Regions from separate parts of the Homo sapiens genome. Here region 2 is linked to region 1. A link is an interaction called in ENCODE POLR2A ChIA-PET data of the cell type or tissue named here. Cell type or tissue: Caco-2. All regions are shown on one strand.

What was found. Peaks named below come from ENCODE experiments on the same cell type or tissue, not always from the same donor. Only the 100,000 strongest peaks of a DNase experiment are listed, where the experiment ranks them.
Region 2: POLR2A ChIA-PET joins it to region 1 with 8 read pairs; 18 of 35 experiments call an interaction of 5 or more read pairs at or near these places.

What each region holds. Positions count from the first base shown.
Region 1 is chr11:65,645,187-65,650,186 of GRCh38, forward strand. It overlaps SIPA1 (signal-induced proliferation-associated 1), which reads left to right. Exons shown (of 16, transcript NM_006747.4): 6 at 668-771; 7 at 1,035-1,192; 8 at 1,270-1,879; 9 at 2,198-2,472; 10 at 4,076-4,294; 11 at 4,375-4,486; 12 at 4,571-4,679; 13 at 4,764-4,865; 14 at 4,952-5,000. It overlaps MIR4489 (microRNA 4489), which reads left to right and starts at 4,006; the gene lies at 4,006-4,067. In Caco-2, no CTCF peak of the experiment used is centred here; DNase peaks (open chromatin) are centred at 1,916 and 2,157; H3K4me3 peaks cover 1,381 bases.
Region 2 is chr11:65,847,006-65,852,005 of GRCh38, forward strand. SNX32 (sorting nexin 32) reads left to right here. Exons shown (of 13, transcript NM_152760.3): 2 at 2,473-2,577; 3 at 2,915-3,025; 4 at 3,145-3,266; 5 at 3,426-3,549; 6 at 3,746-3,850; 7 at 4,050-4,155; 8 at 4,323-4,398; 9 at 4,635-4,674. Among named protein-coding and RNA genes, the nearest start is that of CFL1, 8.7 kb to the right of the region's middle. RefSeq lists enhancers at 3,768-3,927, 4,449-5,000 and a silencer at 4,033-4,327. In Caco-2, a CTCF peak has its summit at 4,481; DNase peaks (open chromatin) are centred at 2,466, 3,416, 3,906, 4,456 and 1 weaker place.

The DNA.
Region 1 (5,000 bases):
ATTGCCTTGTCACTCCTTTGTCCGTACAATCCTGGGGCTGGGGACTGGAGAGTTCTTTGGGTGAGCTAAGGATCTGAGTCAGGGCTATGAGGGCCAAGCTATGGGCTGAAAAGAGGGGCTGGGACTGTCCCTCAAGGCCCAAGTACCCTACTGCCTGAGCTGGGGCTAAAGTGGTTTGGGGGCACTACCCCTCCACCAAACACATTCCAGCAGCTCAGCCTCGTGGAAGAGAGGTGCCCCTACCTCCCTGGTGGAAGGGGCCCCAGGACCCCTGGGAGGTGTTGTACTGAGCACCCCCTGCCTGCTTTTCACTTTCCCAGCATGCCACACATGCTTGGGCCTGGAGTGACACCTGTCCTCCTAGGACACCTGACCCTGCCCTCCCTCTGAGACCACTTCTCATTTCTGTCTTCATTCTATTTCAACTCTCCCATCCTGACCCCCCTTCACTCTGGCATGGGGCTGGAGCCTGTGGAGGGAGAGGAGGAGGGGCACCCAGGGCTGAGGCCCTTGAATCTCGCTGGCTGGGCATTGGCTGGTGGCATGACTGGTTGTCCACCTGCTGTTTGGGGCACAGAGGCTCCTGTGTACAGGCAGGAATGGCAAGTTCAAGCCACTTAGATTCCCCTTGTTTTCTCCTTCTGTGTCCCTAACTTCCTGGCCACAGCGGATTCCACAGGCACGCACTCCCTCTACACCACATACCAGGACCACGAGATCATGTTCCACGTGTCCACGATGCTGCCTTACACCCCTAATAACCAGCAGCAGGTGTGAGGGGGACCAACGTGGGGGTGGGGCTTCCGGGAACCATGGAGGGCCCTGCATGGCCCATGACGTTTGAGCTTTGGCCGGAGCTCTGTTGGCCCCAACAGCCCGCCCCTCTGGTGGCCCCTTCCCAAAGACAGAAACACCCTAGGTCTTCACCAGGGGCAGTGGGGGAGCCATTGGTGCCTTGGCTTTCTCCTGCCTGAATGAGGAGGGGTTTGGGGCACAGAAGACCTCATCACGAGCCCCTACTATCCAACCCCTAGCTCCTCCGGAAGCGCCACATTGGCAACGACATTGTGACCATCGTGTTCCAGGAGCCTGGCAGCAAGCCCTTCTGCCCCACCACCATCCGCTCGCACTTCCAGCACGTGTTCCTAGTGGTGCGGGCACACACACCCTGCACGCCACACACCACCTACAGGTGGGCACCGGAGTGGTCCCAGGTCTCCCGTGGGCATGGAGTCCTGCCGCCCCTCACTAACGCCTCCCTCCCCGCAGGGTGGCCGTGAGCCGCACCCAGGACACCCCTGCCTTCGGGCCAGCTCTGCCTGCTGGCGGAGGCCCCTTCGCAGCCAACGCCGACTTCCGGGCCTTCCTGCTGGCCAAAGCGCTGAATGGTGAGCAGGCGGCCGGCCACGCGCGCCAGTTCCACGCCATGGCCACGCGCACCCGCCAGCAGTACCTGCAAGACCTGGCCACCAACGAGGTGACCACTACGTCGCTGGACTCGGCTTCACGCTTCGGCCTGCCCTCCCTGGGTGGGAGGCGCCGGGCGGCCCCTCGGGGCCCAGGCGCCGAGCTGCAGGCAGCGGGCTCACTGGTGTGGGGAGTGCGCGCGGCGCCCGGGGCGCGGGTCGCCGCCGGGGCTCAGGCGAGCGGCCCCGAAGGCATCGAGGTGCCCTGCCTGCTGGGCATCTCGGCCGAGGCTCTGGTGCTGGTGGCGCCGCGCGACGGCCGCGTAGTGTTCAATTGCGCCTGTCGCGACGTGCTGGCCTGGACCTTCTCCGAGCAGCAGCTGGACCTGTACCACGGCCGCGGGGAGGCGATCACGCTGCGCTTCGACGGGTCCCCCGGCCAAGCCGTGGGCGAGGTGGTGGCGCGCCTGCAGGTGAGCTGGAGTGGTAAACTGGGGCCCCTGCGCGCGGCGGGGCGGAGCCTGCTTTGGACCCCTCCCTCCCGCCGCCTTTGTCCCCTACTCCTGCGGAAGGGAAAGTCGAGGAGGGCAGAGCCAGCCCCGGGGCTTGGCAAGGCCGGAACTGGTGCCCTCGGGTAAGCGACTTCTGGTCTTCATCCCTCGGGCGGTGGCACACGCGGCCCTCGGGGACTGTGGAAAGTTCCGTGTGGCCTGGGACGCAGTCCAGGGGGCGGGCGCTGGGGCGGCCCCACCTCCCGGCAGCCCCGCCCACTCGTCCCGCCCCGTCCGCAGCTGGTGAGCCGTGGCTGCGAGACCCGCGAGCTGGCGCTGCCCCGCGACGGTCAAGGCCGCCTGGGCTTCGAGGTGGACGCCGAGGGATTCGTCACGCACGTGGAGCGCTTCACATTCGCCGAGACGGCGGGGCTGCGGCCCGGGGCGCGCCTCCTGCGCGTGTGCGGCCAGACTCTGCCCAGCCTCCGGCCCGAGGCCGCTGCCCAGCTCCTGCGCTCGGCGCCCAAGGTCTGCGTCACCGTCCTGCCCCCCGACGAGAGCGGCCGGCCCCGCAGGTCAGGGTGCCGGGGACGCGGGGAGGTGGGAGGGCCGGCAGTTGGCCACCGCGCAGTCTGCGCCTCCCGGGTCGCCATCAGCAGTTTCAGGAACCCAGTGTGGATACCTTTCCTTCTGGAAAGAATCTCCCGTCTCTTAGCCCGTCTGAGCCTGTCTCTTCCTGTCTCTGTCTCTCTCTCTTTCTCTGTCCTTCCTTCCTCTCTCTCTCCTCTCTCTTTTTTTTTTTTTTGAGACGAAGTATCCCTCTTGTTGCCCGGGCTGGAGTGCAATGGCGTGATTTCGGCTTACTGCAACATCCGCCTCCCAGGTTCAAGCAGTTCTCCTGCCTCAGCCTCCCTTGTAGCTGGGATTACAGGCATGCACCACCACGGCCGGTTAATTTTTTCTATTTTTAGTAGAGATGGGGTTTCACCAAGTTGGCCAGGCTGGTCTCGAACTCCTGACCTCAGGTGATCCACCTGCCTCGCCCTCCCAAAGTTCTGGGATTACAGGCGTGAGTCACCGCGCCCTGAACCTCTATCTTCATATGTAGAATGGGACCAGTTAAGCGCGTTGCTCCCACTGCTTAAAAGATCAAATAGCAGCCCCCACTATCTTTTTTTTTAAGTATTGGCACCCGCCCACCCAACACACACACTACACACTATTGATAACTTCCTGTGCTAAGCCAGGGGTAGGCAAACATTTTCTGTAAATGGCCAAATAATAAATATTTTAGGCTTTCTGGACCATCTGGTCTCTGCCGCAGCTACTCTGTCGTAGGTAAATGAATAAATAAATGTGCCTGTGTCTCGCTAAAACTTTATAGACACTGAAATTTGGATTTTACATGATTTTAACTTATCATGAAATATTCTTTTGATTTTTCCACTAGTTAAAAATGTAAAATCCGGACCGGGCGCGGTGGCTCATGCTTGTAATCCCAGCACTTTGGGAGGCTGAGGCGGGTAGCTCACCTGAGGTCAGGAGTTCGAGACCAGCCTGGCCAACATGCTGAAACCCGTCTCTAGTAAAAATACAAAAATTAGCCAGGTGTGATGGCAGGCATCTGTAATCCCAGCTACTTGGGAGGCTGAGGCAGGAAAATCACTTGAACCCAGGAGGTGGAGGAGGTTGCCATGAGCTGTGATCGCGCCATTGCACTCCAGCCTGGGCAACAAGAGCAAAACTCCATCTCAAAAAAAAAAAAAAGTAAAATCCATGCTTAGCTCGCAGTACAGAAACTGGCACATCTGCTTTAGAAAAGAAAAGGAAAAGGCACAGGCTGGATTTGGCTACAGACAGTAGTTTTGGGATTTAAGCAATTTACACGTGTTATTTAAATCCTCACAGCACACTATGAGGTTCGTACTATTATCCCCATTTCACAGATGGAGAAATTGATGTTCAGAGTGATTTGCTTGGGATATACAGGGGCAGCACTGGAATTTGAACCATGGTCTGGAAAAATGGCCAGTAACCAGGCAGACATTTTTCACTGTTGTCAGGATGCCGGGGAGCTCTCCTGCTCCTGGAAGTGAGCCTGGCGGGCTGGGGGTGGGGCTAGTGATGCAGGACGCTGGGGACTGGAGAAGTCCTGCCTGACCCTGTCCCACCCCACAGGAGTTTTTCGGAGCTGTACACGCTGTCGCTGCAGGAGCCTAGCCGGCGGGGGGCCCCAGATCCTGTGCAGGATGAGGTCCAGGGGGTGACCCTGCTGCCCACCACAAAGCAGCTGCTGCACCTGTGCCTGCAAGATGGTGGCAGTCCTCCAGGGCCTGGGGATCTGGCCGAGGAGAGGACTGAGTTCCTGCACAGCCAGAACTCGCTGTCACCACGCAGGTGCACACTCTTGGCCTTCCCTCTCCTCCAGGCCTCTGGGAAAGCGGCTTCCCTTTCTGAGCCACCCCTGCTCTCCCCAGCTCTCTGTCGGATGAGGCCCCAGTCCTGCCCAACACCACCCCGGACCTCCTCCTGGCCACCACAGCCAAGCCATCAGTACCCAGTGCTGACAGTGAGACACCCCTGACCCAGGTGAGCAGAAACCAGGCTCTGGAGCCCAACAGCACAGTGGTGACAGTGGGCATCACTGAATCTGTATCCACTTCTGTGGCACAGGACAGGCCAGGCAGTCCCAGTGGCTCTGAGGACAAGGGCAACCCGGCGCCGGAGCTGAGGGCCTCCTTTCTGCCACGTACCTTGTCTCTGCGGAACTCCATCAGCAGGAGTGAGTCTGGACCCAGGAGAGCAGGGGAGGGGTTGGGGGGTGCTCCTGGGCTTCCCTAGCTCAGCCTGCTCCTTGTGCCCACAGTCATGTCGGAGGCGGGCAGTGGGACCCTGGAGGACGAGTGGCAGGCCATCTCGGAGATTGCCTCTACTTGCAACACCATTCTGGAGTCGCTGTCCCGAGAGGGTGAGGCCACCAGGGTGCTGCGGTAAGCCTGGGCAGTGCTCTTGCCCCCTTTCTGACCTGCCCACCTGATCCCTTTGTCCCCACAGGACAGCCCATCCCAGAGAGTGGAGACCCTAAGGGAACTCCAAAATCTGA
Region 2 (5,000 bases), 200 kb after region 1:
TTTTTTTTGTTTTTTTTTTTTAGACAGTTTCTCACTCTGTCACCTAGGTTGGAGTGCAGCGGCGAGATCCTGGCTCACTGCAGCCTGCACCTCCCAAGCTCAATCTTCCCACCTCAGCCCCCCCCAAGTAGCTGGAACCACAGGCATGTGCCACCACACCCAGCTAATTTTTAAAGTTTTTTTGTGGAGATGGGGGTCGAAGGGTGTCTCACCATGTTGCCCAGGCTCGTCTCAAACTCCTGGGCTCAAGCAATTCTCCTGCCTCAGCCTCTCTCCCAAAGTGCTGGATTACAGCACTTTTAAAAAAAAATTTTTAAATTAGCTGGGCATGGTGGCACATGCCCGTGGTCCTTGCTACTTGGAAGGCTGAGTCAGGAGGATTGTCTGAGCCCAGCTCATCACGGAGGCTGCGGTGAGCTGTGATGGCGCCACCAAACTCCAGCCTGAGTGACAGAGCAAGACCCTGTCTCCAAATAAATAAATAAAATATATATCTATCATGATCTGAGTTGGGTGATGGTTACCCAGCTGTATACACATATACAAATAATTGGTGCTTTACACTTAAAATTTGTGCACTTTCCTGTATATAACTTATACCTTAATTAAAAAAACAAAAGGGGGCTGGGTGCAGTGGCTCACACCTGTAATCCCAGCACCTTGGGAGGCCGAGGCAGGCAGATCACTTGAGCTCACAAGTTCAAGACCAGTCTGGCCAACATGGCAAAACCCCGTGTCTACTAAAAATACAAAAATTAGCTGGGAGTGGTGGCGTGTGCCTGTAATCCCAGCTACTCAGGAGGCTGAGGCAAGAGAATTGCTTGAACTTGGGAGGCAGAGTTTGCAGTTAGCCGAGATCACTTCACTGCACTCCAACCTGGGTGACAGAGCAAGATGCTATCAAAAAAAAAAAAAAAGTGAGAAACAATGTAGAGATAACCCTGTAAACAGTGGCCAGTGACCTCAGGGTCAATTCCTTCATGCCGGACAGCCAGGAGGAGGGGACAGATGCAGGGATCTCCATCCAGGGAGGAGACATCACTACTGCAGATGGGCCACCATCAAGCAAGGTCTTGCCTGTTTCTGGACCCACATATCACCAAGCCCCATCTCAGGGACCATCTCCAAAGTGTGCCAAAAGCAGAGAGAGGAGAGAGTGAGGAGGCCTCCAGATTGAGAGGTGGGACAGGTGCCTGTTGTATACTGGTGAGCAATGCTGAAGGGTAGAGTGATTCCTAAGCCTCTTCCCTTCCCCCTAATATCACTTGGCACTATGGTGTGGACACAGTAGGTATTCAATAAATGCATGTTGCTTCCGGCCCTTTGGGAGGCTGAGGTGGGAGGATTGCTTGAGCCCAGGAGTTTGAGACCAGCCTGGGCAACATAGCAAGACTCTGTCTCTAAAAAAAAAAAAAAAAGCTTGGCATGGTGGTACATGCCTGTAGTCCCAGCTACCCGGGAGGCTAAGGCAGGAGGATCACTTGAGCCCAGGAGTTGGAGGCTGCAGTGAGCTATGATGGCACCACTGCATTACAGCCTGAGTGACAGAGCGAGACCCTGTCTCAAAAATAAATAAATACATGTTGAATAGCTCAATGCAAGAATGAGCTAGTAGCTTGGTGTCTTGTGGATCTTTTCACTTGAAGAAATACACATGCTTTGCATGTAAGCTTTTGCCTCTTGGCACCAAAAGTAGTAAATGGAATGGTTTTGGCAACCCCCGCAAAAGAGGTGGGAATGTCTCATCCAACTCACTTGAAGCCCTGGTTAAGGGATGCCTGAGGTAGCCAGCTGGGGAAGGGGTGGGCAAGTAACTGAGAAAGTGCATGGGGTTGGGAATTAAGAAACTGGGTTTTGCTGGGCACGGTGGCTCATGCCTGTAATCTCAGCACTTTGGGACGCCAAGGCAGGTGGATCACTTGAGGTCAGGAGTTTGAGACCAGCCTGACCAAACATAGTGAAACCCCGTCTCTACTAAAAATACAAAAGTTAGCCAGGCATGGTGGCTCATGCCTGTGGTCCCAGCTACTCGGGAGGCTGAGGCAGCAGAATCGCTTGAACCCGGGAGGTGGAGGTTGCAGTGAGCTGAGATCGCGCCACTGCACTCCAGCCTGGGCAGTGCAAGACTCCGTCTAAAAAAACAAACAAAGAAACAACAACTGGGTTTCAATCTGGCACTGTCGCTTTGCAGCTGCATAACCTTGGACAAGTTACTTCTCCTCTGGTTGTCTCAGCTTCAACAGCTGTAAAATGGGAAGTTTTCTGCCTGCCTCCAAGGATGGGAGGGTTAAAATGTTTTGGCAGTTGCAAAACTCAGGTCAGTGCCTTATCAGGACCCCTCTCTGGTGACCTGGGGCATTGCTGAAGCAGTGCTGCTGAAGAGGGTTCTGCAGGTGGATCAGAAAGCCTGCAGGGCAAGGAAGGGCAAAGGGGCCATGCTCAGCCAGGCCAGAGACCTCCCCTCCTCCGCAGCCTTCCTGTGCATCGGTGGATCTGCAGGGAGACAGCTCCTTACAGGTGGAGATTTCTGACGCAGTGAGTGAGCGGGACAAGGTGAAATTCACTGTTCAAACAAAGGTGAGGCAGTGCGGGGCACGAGGAAAGGTCCTGGTGGCTGCCCGCAGGAGGCCTCCCCCAGGGGGTGGTAGGCATGTGCCAACACAGCCTGTGGGCACTCTTCCTCCACCTGGCACTTGCCCTCAGCCCCTCCTGGAAAGTGAGCCTCTTAGCTCTGCCTAAGGCCCCGAGTCCTAATCATTCCTGTCCACCATTCTAAATGAAATCATGCACACCTGAGCTCTAACTTTGTCCTCCCTGGGATGTGGGATGAGGGGGGCCCAAAAGTGCATGCCCAGACTTGCTGAGGCAGGGCTTGGGGCAGAGAGAGGACCTCAGTTGGCCTTCCCGCTTCCAGAGCTGCCTCCCTCACTTCGCCCAGACCGAGTTCTCAGTCGTGCGGCAGCACGAGGAGTTCATCTGGCTGCATGATGCCTACGTGGAGAATGAGGAGTACGCCGGCCTCATCGTGAGGAGGGGCTGGGCAGGGGCTGGGAGGGACAGGCAGAGCACTTGGGTGAGGACCAAAGGCTGTGATGGCCGTCTCGGCAGTGAGAGGCCTCCCAGCTCCGTCCCTCCTTTGAGCAGATCCCCCCAGCCCCTCCGAGGCCAGACTTTGAGGCTTCGAGGGAAAAGCTACAGAAATTGGGCGAGGGGGACAGCTCTGTCACTCGGGAAGAGTTTGCCAAGATGAAGCAGGAGCTGGAAGCGTGAGTGCCCCCTCCTTTCCCTGCCATCCCCAGAGTCCAGATGTCTTCCCCAGCTATCTCCCCATGAATGTTTAGCAACCCTGACCTCTGACCCCAGAAAGGGGGCAGGCAGGATGATGGGGGCTGAGGAGGGCCGGTGAGCTGCTGCCACTCTCGCAGGGAGTACCTGGCCATCTTTAAGAAGACAGTTGCGATGCACGAAGTCTTTCTGCAGCGCCTGGCGGCCCACCCCACCCTGCGTCGAGACCACAACTTCTTTGTGTTTTTGGAATATGGACAGGATGTGAGCTGGGCCGAATCCCTGGGGTCACCCTTGGGCCAGGAGTCTACCTTGGGTGGGGAGGCACCCAGGGGTGGCAGGGCTGGAGAAGGGGCCCAAGTGGGCCCAATCCTGTGTCACAGCTCCGTGAGTGGCTTGCAACTTGGGGTGGGAGGTGAGAACGCCCACCCCAGCATCATACCCTCCCTGTGTGCCTCAGCTGAGTGTCCGGGGGAAGAACAGGAAGGAGCTCCTCGGAGGGTTTCTGAGGAATATTGTGAAGTCCGCGGATGAAGCCCTCATCACGGGCATGTCAGGGCTCAAGGTAACCCCTGGTGCTCCTCTCCGGATTCAACCCAGCACCTCAAGTCCACAGCACAGATTGAGGCCCAGGCTGGGTGTGGGAAGGAAGCCACTGGTGGGGCCTGGCCTGGTTTGGAAGGAGATTTTGCCAACCCTGGGTGCCTGTGTTGTCAAGCCCCGTGGTGACCCAGTGTAAATGGGGTCCTGCCTGGCTCCCTTAGGAGGTGGATGACTTCTTTGAGCATGAGAGGACCTTCCTGTTGGAGTATCACACCCGTATCCGAGATGCCTGCCTGCGGGCCGACCGCGTCATGCGCGCCCACAAGTGTACGCAGGGCCCAAGGGGTCCTGGATCCCCCTGCCCCTCTCCCCAGCGGTTCAACTCCTTGGGGGAGAGAAGAGAGCAGGGCGTGCCTTGTTGTTTGTCTGTGGCCACAAGCACCAAGGCTTGACATGCAGATGTAGGGGCTCTGATGGGGGCTGTTCCCCAACAGGCCTGGCAGACGATTATATCCCTATCTCAGCTGCGCTGAGCAGTCTGGGAACACAGGAAGTCAACCAGCTAAGGACGTGAGGACTCCCCCCACCCCTACCCTCTCCCTGTGCCTGTAATACCATGTCTTCCCATGAGGGGTCACTCTGTAGATGTCTACTGTCAGCTCTAGGTGGGAGGTGTAGGCTCTCCTGTTGGGGGATGGTGTTGGGAAGGAAAGGGGAGAGGGAGATTCCCAAGGAGAGGCTGAGACAGAGAGGCTTTGAGCTGTTCCTCAGCCCCCTACCCTAACTCCCTCCCTACTGCTTCCTAGGAGCTTCCTCAAATTGGCAGAGCTCTTTGAACGGCTGAGGGTGAGTACTGCCTTCTGTGCTCAAAGGCTTTCCTGGTGAGCTTTGCAGGGAAGATGAGTCCTGGCAGAGGGAAGAGCTCCAGGATCATCTTGGGTTCAGTGATAACTTGGGCCCAGTGGCAAGTTGGGCTTACACTCCAGACTAGTTTAACAAAAGGTGGGGTGAAGACAAGGATCCAGCTTCGTGTGTGTGTTGGGGGGTGCAGGGGCATGCACATGTATGCACGTGTGCAGCAGCGGAGGGTTGGGAGGCACAAGGGTGTGCCCAAACCTCTGGCAGGCTGCACCCAGCTGCCAGCACACTGCCCGGGCACACATGTTCCCCAC